2 separate regions of the Homo sapiens genome follow, and region 2 is linked to region 1. Evidence: chromatin contacts called from ENCODE Hi-C or POLR2A ChIA-PET data. All regions are on one chromosome and are shown on one strand. Each heading gives the region's core, a stretch centred on a gene start or an enhancer-like site at or near the end of the contact. The rest is flanking DNA. Distances are from core to core; before and after follow the strand shown.

Region 1 (4,921 bases), core at 984-3,483:
GGCAGCGCCTCAATTCCGTAAAGAGTCAGGTAGCCGGCTCTGGGGGCGGCAGACAGAGGGTCAGGGGTCCTCCTGGGACACTCATGTGTGGCCACAGCTACTCACAAGAGCTTCATTCATACACCCAGTGAGCAACTACTAATCCTACTGTGCGCCAAAGACCATTCTGGGCACTGAACAGTCGGCAGTGAAAAAAACAAAAATCCCTGTCCTCAAGGAGCTGACCTCTCAGCACAGGGAGACAGACAACAGACGAGAGGATGAGTAAAATGAATAATGCGCCAGCTGGTGCCCCGCGGCACTGTCAGACACAAAGCTGGGTAGCAGGATGGGAGGGCGGGGGCTGTGGTGTCAGGTGCCAGGTGAGGGAGGGGCTGGTGTCAAGCTGACAGCTGAAGGCTGAGAAGGAGTCAGCCATGGGCAGAGCAGAGGGAGGGGTAGGAAGCAGAGCAAGCACCAGGTGTGATGTCCTGGGGCAGGAGGGAGCCCGGTGCTGGGGAGCAGCAAGGAGGCTGATGAGGCTGCAGCAGAGAGCTCGAGGGGACGGTGCTGAGATGGGGGCACAGAGAAGGGGAGGAGATGCCTGCTCCCAGGGAGGGATTCAGGGAAGACTTCCTAGAGAAGGGAGGGTCTGAGCTGAGATCTGCAGGATGATCGGGGGAAGCAGAAGAGGAACGTGTTCAGGCAACAGGCACAGCCTGTGCAAAGGCCCAGAGCTGAGAGTGCAACCGTGCCTGGTGGGAGAGGTGCCAGCTGTGGCTGGTGCAGGCACTGGAGCCGGGGTGTGAGGCAGAGGATGGGAGGGCCTGGGCTGTCAGGGCTGGCCACGCAAGGCAGGCATTTGCAGCAGTGAGAAGGTTGTGCTTGATCTGAGGGGCTCTGGGAGGCCCGAGAAGGAGGTCAGGGCCTGGTCAAGTGTGAAAAAGGGTAAGACATGGGAGCTAGCATGAGCTCTCATGTGCTCTCACTGAGGCACACTTACGCACACGCACACGCACACACACAGGACCACGCTCAGAGGACGCGCCTTCACCTCCAGCCCCCTTTAAATGCCCCAGGAGTCCAGCCCCAGCCCAGCGGGCTGACCTCAGTCCTGGGAGGGAAACTGCAGGCTTTCATTTTGTCATCTCTGCCTCAGCAGAGAGTCACAACAAAGAGACGCAACCAAAGCCCCGGGGCCTCACCCTCTCACCCTCCCCTTGAGCTCCTGGATCCCTGTGCAGACAAAGACCAGAGACCAGGATCTCTCAGGAGAGGGGTTTTCCCAGATGAAGAGAGAATGGAAGCAGGAATGAGGGTAGGTGGGGGCCGAGAGAGGCCTGCGTGGTCCCTGCTCTGTCCCTCACCTGCACAGTGGTGGCAGAAGTTGTAAAGGTGCAGCCCACACACTGGATTCAGTCCACAAATGTGTTTTATCAAGGGAGTTCCTAAAAACAAACTAAAGCTTCCTTCAAACATTTGGGGAAACTCACACAAAATCCGGATTTCCTGCTCATCTCATCTTGAAAAAGGAATCTGGCTGACCTGCGGTCCCACCTGGAAACCTAGCAGGAGCAGAGTTGCAGCCGCCCCTTTTAGACAGACACGTGCTTGCCAGGCCACTGCGGTACTCCCAAGGCCCTGTGGTCTCGGTGACACTGCAGTTGACACTGGTCATCATTTATCATCACACTTGCACTGTTGTTTTTTGCTAACTCAGAGAACCATTTCCCGGTACATATATTTCTACCAAAACAGGCAATGAAAAATAAACCAAAAAAGTAAACCGGCCGGGAGAGGTGGCTCACGCCTGTAATCCTAGCACTTTGGGATGCCGAGGTGGTTATATCACCTGAGGTCAGGAGTTCGAGACCAGCTTGGCCAACATGGTGAAACCCCCTCTCTACTAAAAATACAAAAATTAGCTGGGCATGGTGGCGGCACCTGTAGTCCCAGCTACTCAGGAGGCTGAGGCGAGAGAATCGCTTGAATCTGGGAGGCGGAGGTTGCAGCGAGCAGAGATCGCGCCATTATTGCACTCCAGCCTGGGCGAAAGAGCGAAACTTTGTCTTTAAAATAAAATAAAATAAAATGAAGGAAAAGAAAACAAAAAGAAAAAGTAAACCCAGAGGACCACAAGGTTTTGCTCTGTGGAAGCGAAGCCGGCAGCTCCATATCAAAAGAGCACGGCTGAAGACAGGATAATCCCATATGTAAATACACACACGACCCACAGGCGGCGCTAGAGCCACAAAGAAAAATAAAGCTGAACCAAGCTGGGTCACAGGAGGGAGCCATCACGAAAATGGGACTCAAGAAAGACCTCTCTGAGCAGGTGGCGCTCGCGATAAGGCTTAAACGAAGTGGGGTGGGAGCCACGCAGACCTGTGGGGAACAGCATTCCCAGGCAAGGGAACAGAAATAGCAAAGGCCACAAAGAGAGAGCGTGCCTGACCTGCTCAAGGGGCAGCAGAGAGGTAGGTGGGAGGAGGGGAGGCCAGGGCTACAAGGTGAGGACAGAGGAGAACTTTGGGTGTGACTCAGTGAGGCCAGGGCCAACACAGGCCAGGCTGGTGGGTGTAAGAGGTGGCACCTCACAGTTCGGGCTGCCTGAACCGGCACCCCTTTCACCTCTGTGTCCCTCCCATCCAACTGGCCCATTCTCTTTGTATTTCAGGGGCTGCTGATTGATGGCAGTGGAAAGGCCTACAGCTGCCAAGCCAGGGGGCAGGAGCTCCAGCCCAGGCCTCAGGCCCTGAAGACACAGTTACCGGGTTACAGGTATGGATTTACGTCTGATTCCCCCTGAGCTGATTCCCCTGTGCCTGCCGCTGTACCATGGAGCCTAGCCAGACCCAGCTGCCCCTGAGCCTGCCTCTCCCCAGCCTATCTCTCTCTGACTTCTTTGTCTGCACAGGGACCCAGGAGCCAGGAGACCTGGGAGGATCACTACTGTGAACTTGCTGGGTGGTTTCAGCTGGCCCTCTCTGGACCTCAGTCCCCATCATACAATGCAGGGTGGACCAGACCAGCATCACCCACACCAATTACAGCCCTTGACACTGTTTGCACCACCCCAGGGCAAAACAAAAAGAATGGGGACTGTTCGTGTGCTGAGAGCTGTGGCTGAGAGTGCAGACTCTGGGACCAGCCCTGTCCTGACCCCAACACAGGCCTCTGGGCAAATGACTCAGGCTCTCCAGGTCTCAGTTTTCTCATCTGTCAAATGGAATATGTAAAGTCCTAGCCTCCTAGAGCGATTGTGAGCATTAAAAGAGCTGAGACACGCCGAGTCTACACATATGCACACACATATCATAAATATACCCACATGCCCATATGTGTCAACGAATGACTGCCCTTTATCCTAGAACTATGTTGCTCTAATTTCTTGGAGGGGTTGAAATGTCCTTTTTTAAATTAAATTTAAATTAAATTAAATTCTGGTTGGTTAAGGGCATCACTAAAATCAGGGAGCTGTCCTTAACACCACTCTATCCCTCTCACTCACGCCCACGCTCCCCCATCCCCACCGCTGCCCCAGTCAAATCTTCCGGCAGAGCCAGTGAACTCTATCTCCAAAAGCTACCCAAATTCTCACCACCTCCCTGGGCCACCACCATTCTCTCACCTTGGTGACACCTGGCAGCCTCCTGCTAGGTCCTCCTGCCTCCCTCTCCACCCCTCCTTACCCCTACAGTCCATCCTCCATCCAGCAGCCAGAGGGGGCTTTCAAACTAAGTTAGATCATGTCCTGCCCCTGTGCAAACCCCTGATGTCACCCGATCTTACTCAGCATAATTTCCAAAGCCTTCCCTGACCTCCCGACTGCCTGAGGCCTGCTTCTGCCCACTTCTCTGACCTCCTGTCCACCTTCCCTCCTTGGCTCTTTATGCTGTAGCCACACTGGCCGTCTCTCTGAGCTTCCTCCCACCTCTGGGCCTTTGCACCTGCTGTTTCCCCTGCCTAGAGTGTTGGCGTGGTGGGCACTTTGCAGTTAGGTCTTGGCTCAGAAGCCAGACCCCCAGAGCATGACCCTGCCTCGTCAGTCGGCCTAAGAAAGCCCCCCAGATGCTGTCACCCCACCCGTGGATCTCTGTCATCGTGTTTATCACTCTCTGACATAACTCAATTCGGCCTCCCCCACTGGAGTGTCAGCTGTGTGAATTTGGGGACTTCATCTGTCCTGTTCCCTGCTGTATCCCCAGAGCCTGGATTAGTGCCCGGCACTGCTGAAGGAAGGAACGTTCGGTTGTGCAGTTTTTAACATACATTTACAAGACCAGATAAAAGGTTAAGGTCCCAAGTTGATCTCCCAAACATTTTGTTTTCTGTTCTGTGAAATCCCAAAGTCTGGAAGCCACAGGACAAGATGACCTCTGAAGTCTTGCTCTGTGACTTCCTCTCTGAATGACCTGTAAGGTCCCATTTCCAGCCAGTGTCTCCTTTTACAGTTCATGAGCTAGGTCAGATGAACAGCCGGGGCCCTGGTGCATGGCGTCTTTCCTACAGTCTTTGCTTTGGGTGTCTCAAATTGCTTCCCCCACCCACAGAGTCCTCACGGTTCCCTTGGCCACTGCTCATGGCTGACACAGGTCAAAGTGCCGGGCCCCAGCAGGAGGGTGGGGGCTGCACAGCCTCACCTGAGCAGGAAGCTGTAGGAGAAGTCGAGGAGACCCATCTCGTGCCAGCCACTGCCTGCTTCTGTAGCATCGCCCAACAGCACTGCATGGAGGTTGGTATACATGGCTTCTGTGAGTGCCTGGAGCTCTCTGTGGAGAAGAGTCCTGAGGCAGGAAACAAAAGCATGAAAATTTGGCTTCCAAAGGGAAATACACACCTACAGGCACCTCCCTCCCCAAACCTAAGGGTCCCAGAGCTCAAGCTCCCCATTGGCAAAGAGGTCCTGCGGAAGAGTAGCTTAAATAAGAGGATATTATTA
Region 2 (4,921 bases), core at 1,687-4,186, 330 kb after region 1:
CATCTGGATTTAGGCCTGCCTGGATCCAGGGGCTCAAACAGTCACATTGGTGTCACGGTCACATTTTCTCTTAACCCGCCTTCTCTCATTTAGCCCATCAGTCCTGTGAGGCTCCCTCAGAGGAGGGTAGCCTTGTAGGAGGGAGGTACTGTGAAGGTCCCTGTTTTACTGATGAGAAAACTGAGGTTGAGTGAGATTAAGTAAATTACTCAAGGTCACAGCTGGGATTGGTGGAACAACGATTCAAACTAGTTGTCTTGGAGTCAAGAACTAGTGCTTAGAACCCTCTAATACAACTCCCTCCAAAACAGATCATCATGAAACCATGTACTCAGTGCTACATAGAGGGACAAGCAAAGTGTGGTGGTGGCGTAATGTTGGGCGTTTATTGGACACACTTTACCAGTATTCAGTTTTTTTATGCTGATACCAGCCCTGTGAAGTAGGTACTAAGAGGTTGTCATTAGCCCAAAGCTGCACTGCACAAGCAGTGGTGGTAGTGAGATTGACAGTGGAGGCCCAGAGCCTTTTCCCTGCACCCCATTGGAGGAGGGCACACAGCTCTCAGCAGCAGAGACGACTCTGATGCGGCCCTAGAAGATGATGCTCACCAGCTGGAGGAGGGGTGGCCAGTCACAGCGTAATGATCTTGGAGCCGTCACCTGGTAATCACTCAGCAGCCCAATCAGGCTTGGCTTAGTTGGGCTTTCTGCCTACAAGTGGCAGTCAAGCTTGCGTCCACAGCTTGTTACGTTGTAAGGATGTTGACCTGAAAATGGAGCGTGACTCACCCCTGTTCCTGTGTGAGGGGGCAGCCAGTTGGGAAGGGCTCTGCCCTGGAAGTCTGATCCCATCCTTTGAGTGAAGGCCCTTCAGAGGCCTTGTTCTGGAAAGGAGGCACTATTGCAGGGATGTTTTGATCTGTGCCACAAGATGGCAGAGATTTTCTTTTTTATTAACTTCGTTGAGGTATAATTTACACACAATACATGGACCCGTTCTAAGTATATAGTTCCATGAATTTTTGCAAATGTGGACAGTCATAACTACCCCCACAGTCGAGGTGTGGCATATTCTTATCGCCCAGTGTGGCTCCCCTGTGCCCTTCTGCAGTCAGTCCACCTGCCTGTCCTGAGCCCTGGCACCCACTGATCCTGCACTGTCATTGTAGTTTAAATGAAATCATGTGGTACGTAGTCTTTTGTGTCTCCTCTCTTTCAGTTACGTTTTTGAGAGACATCCGTGTTTTTGCGTGTGGCAGTAGTTTATCGTTCTTATTGCACCACAGTTTGTCTGTTCATCATTTGAAGGGCATTTGGGGTTTTCCAGATTTGGGCTAAGAACAGTGTGCATGTGTTTTCATTTATCTTGGGTAAATACCTAGGATTAAGGCTGCTAGGTCATATGGTAAGTACATTTTTACTTTTTTAGAAACTGCCTAGTGTTTTTCGAAGTGACTGTATCATTTTACATTCCTCAGAATGTATGAGAGAGTGCCAGTTGCTTCATATTGCCACCACACTTATTTTAATTTAAAAAAGTTTAGCTGTCCTGATAGGTGTGTAGCAACTGCATTTAGATGTGCTTTGGTGTGGTTATTTTTATATTCGCCTTGGGTTCATTGAGTTTTTTGGGTTTATAGTTTATATGAGTTTATAGCTTTCATCAAATTTGGTAAGCTTTTGCCCATTTCTTTATCAATATTTTTTTGTTCCGCCTTCCTCTTCCCCTTGAGACTTCAGTTTACTCCAGTTATGAGAGGTAGCATGCTATTGGCCCACAATATGCTTTGCCTTTTTTTCTTTTTTTCCCTATGTGCTTAATTTTGGTTATTTCCTGTTGCCGTATCTTCAAAGTCACTGATCTTCTGCCATGTGGAATCTCCTGCTAATCCTACCCAGCGTATTTCTCATTTACATATTTTATAATTCATCTACAGCAGATCCCTTTAGGTTATTTTCATTTCTTCCATTTCTCTCTTCATCATGTTCATGTTTTCTTCTATATTCTGGAGCATATGAAACATAGAAATTTCTGATAGCTGTTTTAATGTCCTTGTTTGCTAATTCCGTCATCTCTGTCAACTGTAGGTCTGTTTTGTTGTTGATTTTTCTTGTGCTTATAGGTCACATTTTCTTGCTCTTTGCTTGTTATTAAGTTTTGATTGGATGTCAGTCATTGTGAAGTTTTATGTTGTTGAGCACAAGATTTTATTGTATTCCTTTACGGAGTTCTGGACTTTTCTTTTAAAAACAATTTTTTTTGTGTGTGTGTGTTATTTCTGGACTTTTCTTCTGGCACGTATCTAAGTCTCTTGACATCAGTTTAATCCTTCTTGAGGCTTACATTTAAACTTTTTTAGGGCTGGTGCAGAGTAGCAGGGCCCTAACTAAGGTGTCTCAGGTACCGTGAGCTCACTCCACTCTGGCTGGTGGGAACGCAAACTATTCCCACCCATGTCAGCTTCTGGAATTGTTCAGCCTACTTCTTTTTAATGGTTCTTTCCCCAGCTTCTTGTTTCATCCGACATATTTACTGATCAGTATCAGTCAAAGACTCAAGGGGACTTTACAGTAGATGTCCAAGAGCTCTCTTTCTGTGCAGCTTCCCCGACTCAACAGGACAGCCCTCTTAAAGCCTCAGCCTCAGGCAGTCAGCTCAGCAGGGGGCCTAGGGAAAGAGTGGCCACCTTTGTCTCCCTTCCGGCAGGAATCACAGTCCTACCCTATCTTTTGTCCCATGTCAGAAAATAGTTTTGTTTCATATCTTGTATCAGGTTTTCTAGTTATGTAGAGCAGGACAGTGTTCTGTGTAGCAGTAATTTCTTCAGACGCAAAGCTGAAGGCCCAGTGGTCTCTAGTGACTCAGTTGACAGAACTTTTCTACCCAGTCGCTATCCGGAGTCACACTTGGGTGCTGCATGAGCAGCACAAGGAGGAAGCAGAGTGGACTCACCATTTTCAGGGTTTTGTTTTTCATCGCAGACCAGTTCACCAGGGTAATTCCATCCTGGTGTCTGCCATGAGGTTCCCTTTCTTTACTGAATGTTGGCACTTACAAAAACGTTACCTGTGAGTCATTCGGCTCTAGCCTAGCTATTTTTACATCTGTTTTTCTAAATTGTTCCTCTACCCCCTTGAGAAGATCATTGAGTACCTGTTGGCAAAGATGTGTTTCATGCATCTGTTTGGAATCTGTGATTAAAATAAGGGAGTGTTTTTCTTACCTTCTTTTCAGACTGGCAGTGTTTCCTGTTGAGAGGGGTTTCATTTCCTTAGGGACCTTGCTCCACACACAGCAGTGCAAGCCAGGAACACCAGATCTGCCTCTGGGTGAGGGAACCTGCTCTGTCCGCACTTTGCCTTTTGGGTATTTGTCACGCAGGGTTTTCAGAGAGGGGCAGGATGGCCCTGTGTGGTGTGTGGACGCCCCACATTGCACTGTGAAAGCACAGATGGAAAGGGTGGTTTCTGCTGTCTTCACCTTCCTTTGTGTGCTCCCCTTTTCCTGACTATCACAAAGGACTGATCTCAAGTGGTTCCCAAGACCATGGAGCAGGACATTCTCTTCCTAGGAAGTGGGAATTATTTACCTAAATCCACATGTAGGGAACACAGTTGCTAAGGACTGGGGCTGGATAACAGACAGACTTGGATTTGAATCCCAGCTCCACCTCTTATTGGCTGTGTAACCTCAGATTACAGACTTAACCACCCCATGCTCTACTTCCTCATTATAAAATAGACAAAAGGGCCAGCCTGACGCCTTTGCTGAGGAGTGGGGAGCGATGCAAGTGAGAGTCCTGATGGGGCATCTGTGCCACTGCTGGGGTGGCCAGAAGTCCTGGTTTGCCCTCTGTCTCAATATGATGAATTAATAATATCCCCGTTTATTCTAAAAAATGTCCTGGTATCCACAGCAAATCAAACAGTCTCCCTAATTATAACTCAGCAAGCGTTAGCTATTCTCAGAATATTTGTTCTGACTGTATCCATGTTAACTATTTTTATTGTTCAGTCAAGCCAGTTTTGAGGGCCACTTTGGCCTCTGACACTAAAGATTCAAAGATGAATAGACCCCACTTAGGCAGAGCAGTTAGCGAACACTGGGCTTGCAGGGGATGGGAGAGAGTGACACTCTGTCAAGGTGAGTCACAGAGGAGGGGACTTTGGGCTTGAAGGATGAGTTTGCAAGATTAATCATGAGATAACACTTTCTTTCTTTCTTTCTTTCTTTTTGAGGCAGAGTTTCGCTCTGTAGCCCAGTCTGGAGTGCAGTGGTGCCATCTCGGCTCACTGCGACCTCTGCCTCCCAGGTTCAAGCAATTCTCTGCCTCAGCCTTCCGAGTAGCTGGGATTACAGGTGCCCACCACCACGCCCGACTAATTTTTTTTTTGTATTTTTAGTAGAGACAGGGTTTCACCATCTTGGCCAGGCTGATCTTGAACTCCTGACCTCGTGATCTGTCCGCCTCGGCCTCCCAAAGTGCTGGGATTACAGGCGTGAGCCACCGCGCCCGGCCAACATAACACTTTCTTAAGATGTTGGCATGGGCCAGGCGCAGTGGCTCACACCTATAATCCCAGCACTTTGGGAGGCCAAGGCAGGTGGATCACGAGGTCAAGAGATCAAAACCATTCTGGCTAATATGGTGAAACCCCATCTCTACTAAAAATACAAAATATTATCTGGGCATGGTGGCACGTGCTGGTAGTCCCAGCTACTCGGCAGGCTGAGGCAGGAGAATTGCTTGAACCAGGGAAGCAGAGGTTGCAGTGAGCCGAGATCCTGCCACTGCACTCTAGCCTGGCGACAGAGCAAGACTCCATCTCAAAAAAAAAAATAAAATAAAAATAAAAAGATACTGGCATGAAGTTGGCCAAAGATAGAATGTATGGTGCAGTGCTCTTCTGCACAGATA

Evidence for each region. A loop is a pair of places that touch in the nucleus more often than their neighbours do. ChIA-PET counts read pairs that join two places held with the same protein, here RNA polymerase II (POLR2A). Pooled maps may share reads with other maps.
Region 2: a pooled map shows a loop between it and region 1 (2.8-fold over the local background). The contact joins two enhancer-like sites. A Hi-C loop is called at or near these places in 14 of 168 maps with a recorded cell type or tissue (GM11168, Right ventricle myocardium inferior, adrenal gland and 7 more) and 6 of 50 pooled maps. POLR2A ChIA-PET finds 5 or more read pairs at or near these places in 4 of 52 experiments (BJ, GM10248, WTC11 and 1 more).

The regions. Positions count from the first base shown.
Region 1 is chr20:49,539,683-49,544,603 of GRCh38, forward strand. It overlaps PTGIS (prostaglandin I2 synthase), which reads right to left. Exons shown (of 10, transcript NM_000961.4): 4 at 4,623-4,766; 5 at 1-39. Among named protein-coding and RNA genes, the nearest start is that of PTGIS, 26 kb to the right of the region's middle. RefSeq lists an enhancer at 2,119-2,168 and a silencer at 2,624-2,900. Within about 2 kb of position 2,234, at least 3 of the 41 ENCODE cell types and tissues checked have a DNase peak (open chromatin) inside an H3K27ac peak, as active enhancers do.
Region 2 is chr20:49,865,000-49,869,920 of GRCh38, forward strand. The region is part of intron 10 of SLC9A8 (solute carrier family 9 member A8); the gene reads left to right. Among named protein-coding and RNA genes, the nearest start is that of MIR12122, 3.6 kb to the left of the region's middle. RefSeq lists enhancers at 2,751-2,860, 3,101-3,150. Within about 2 kb of position 2,937, at least 2 of the 41 ENCODE cell types and tissues checked have a DNase peak (open chromatin) inside an H3K27ac peak, as active enhancers do.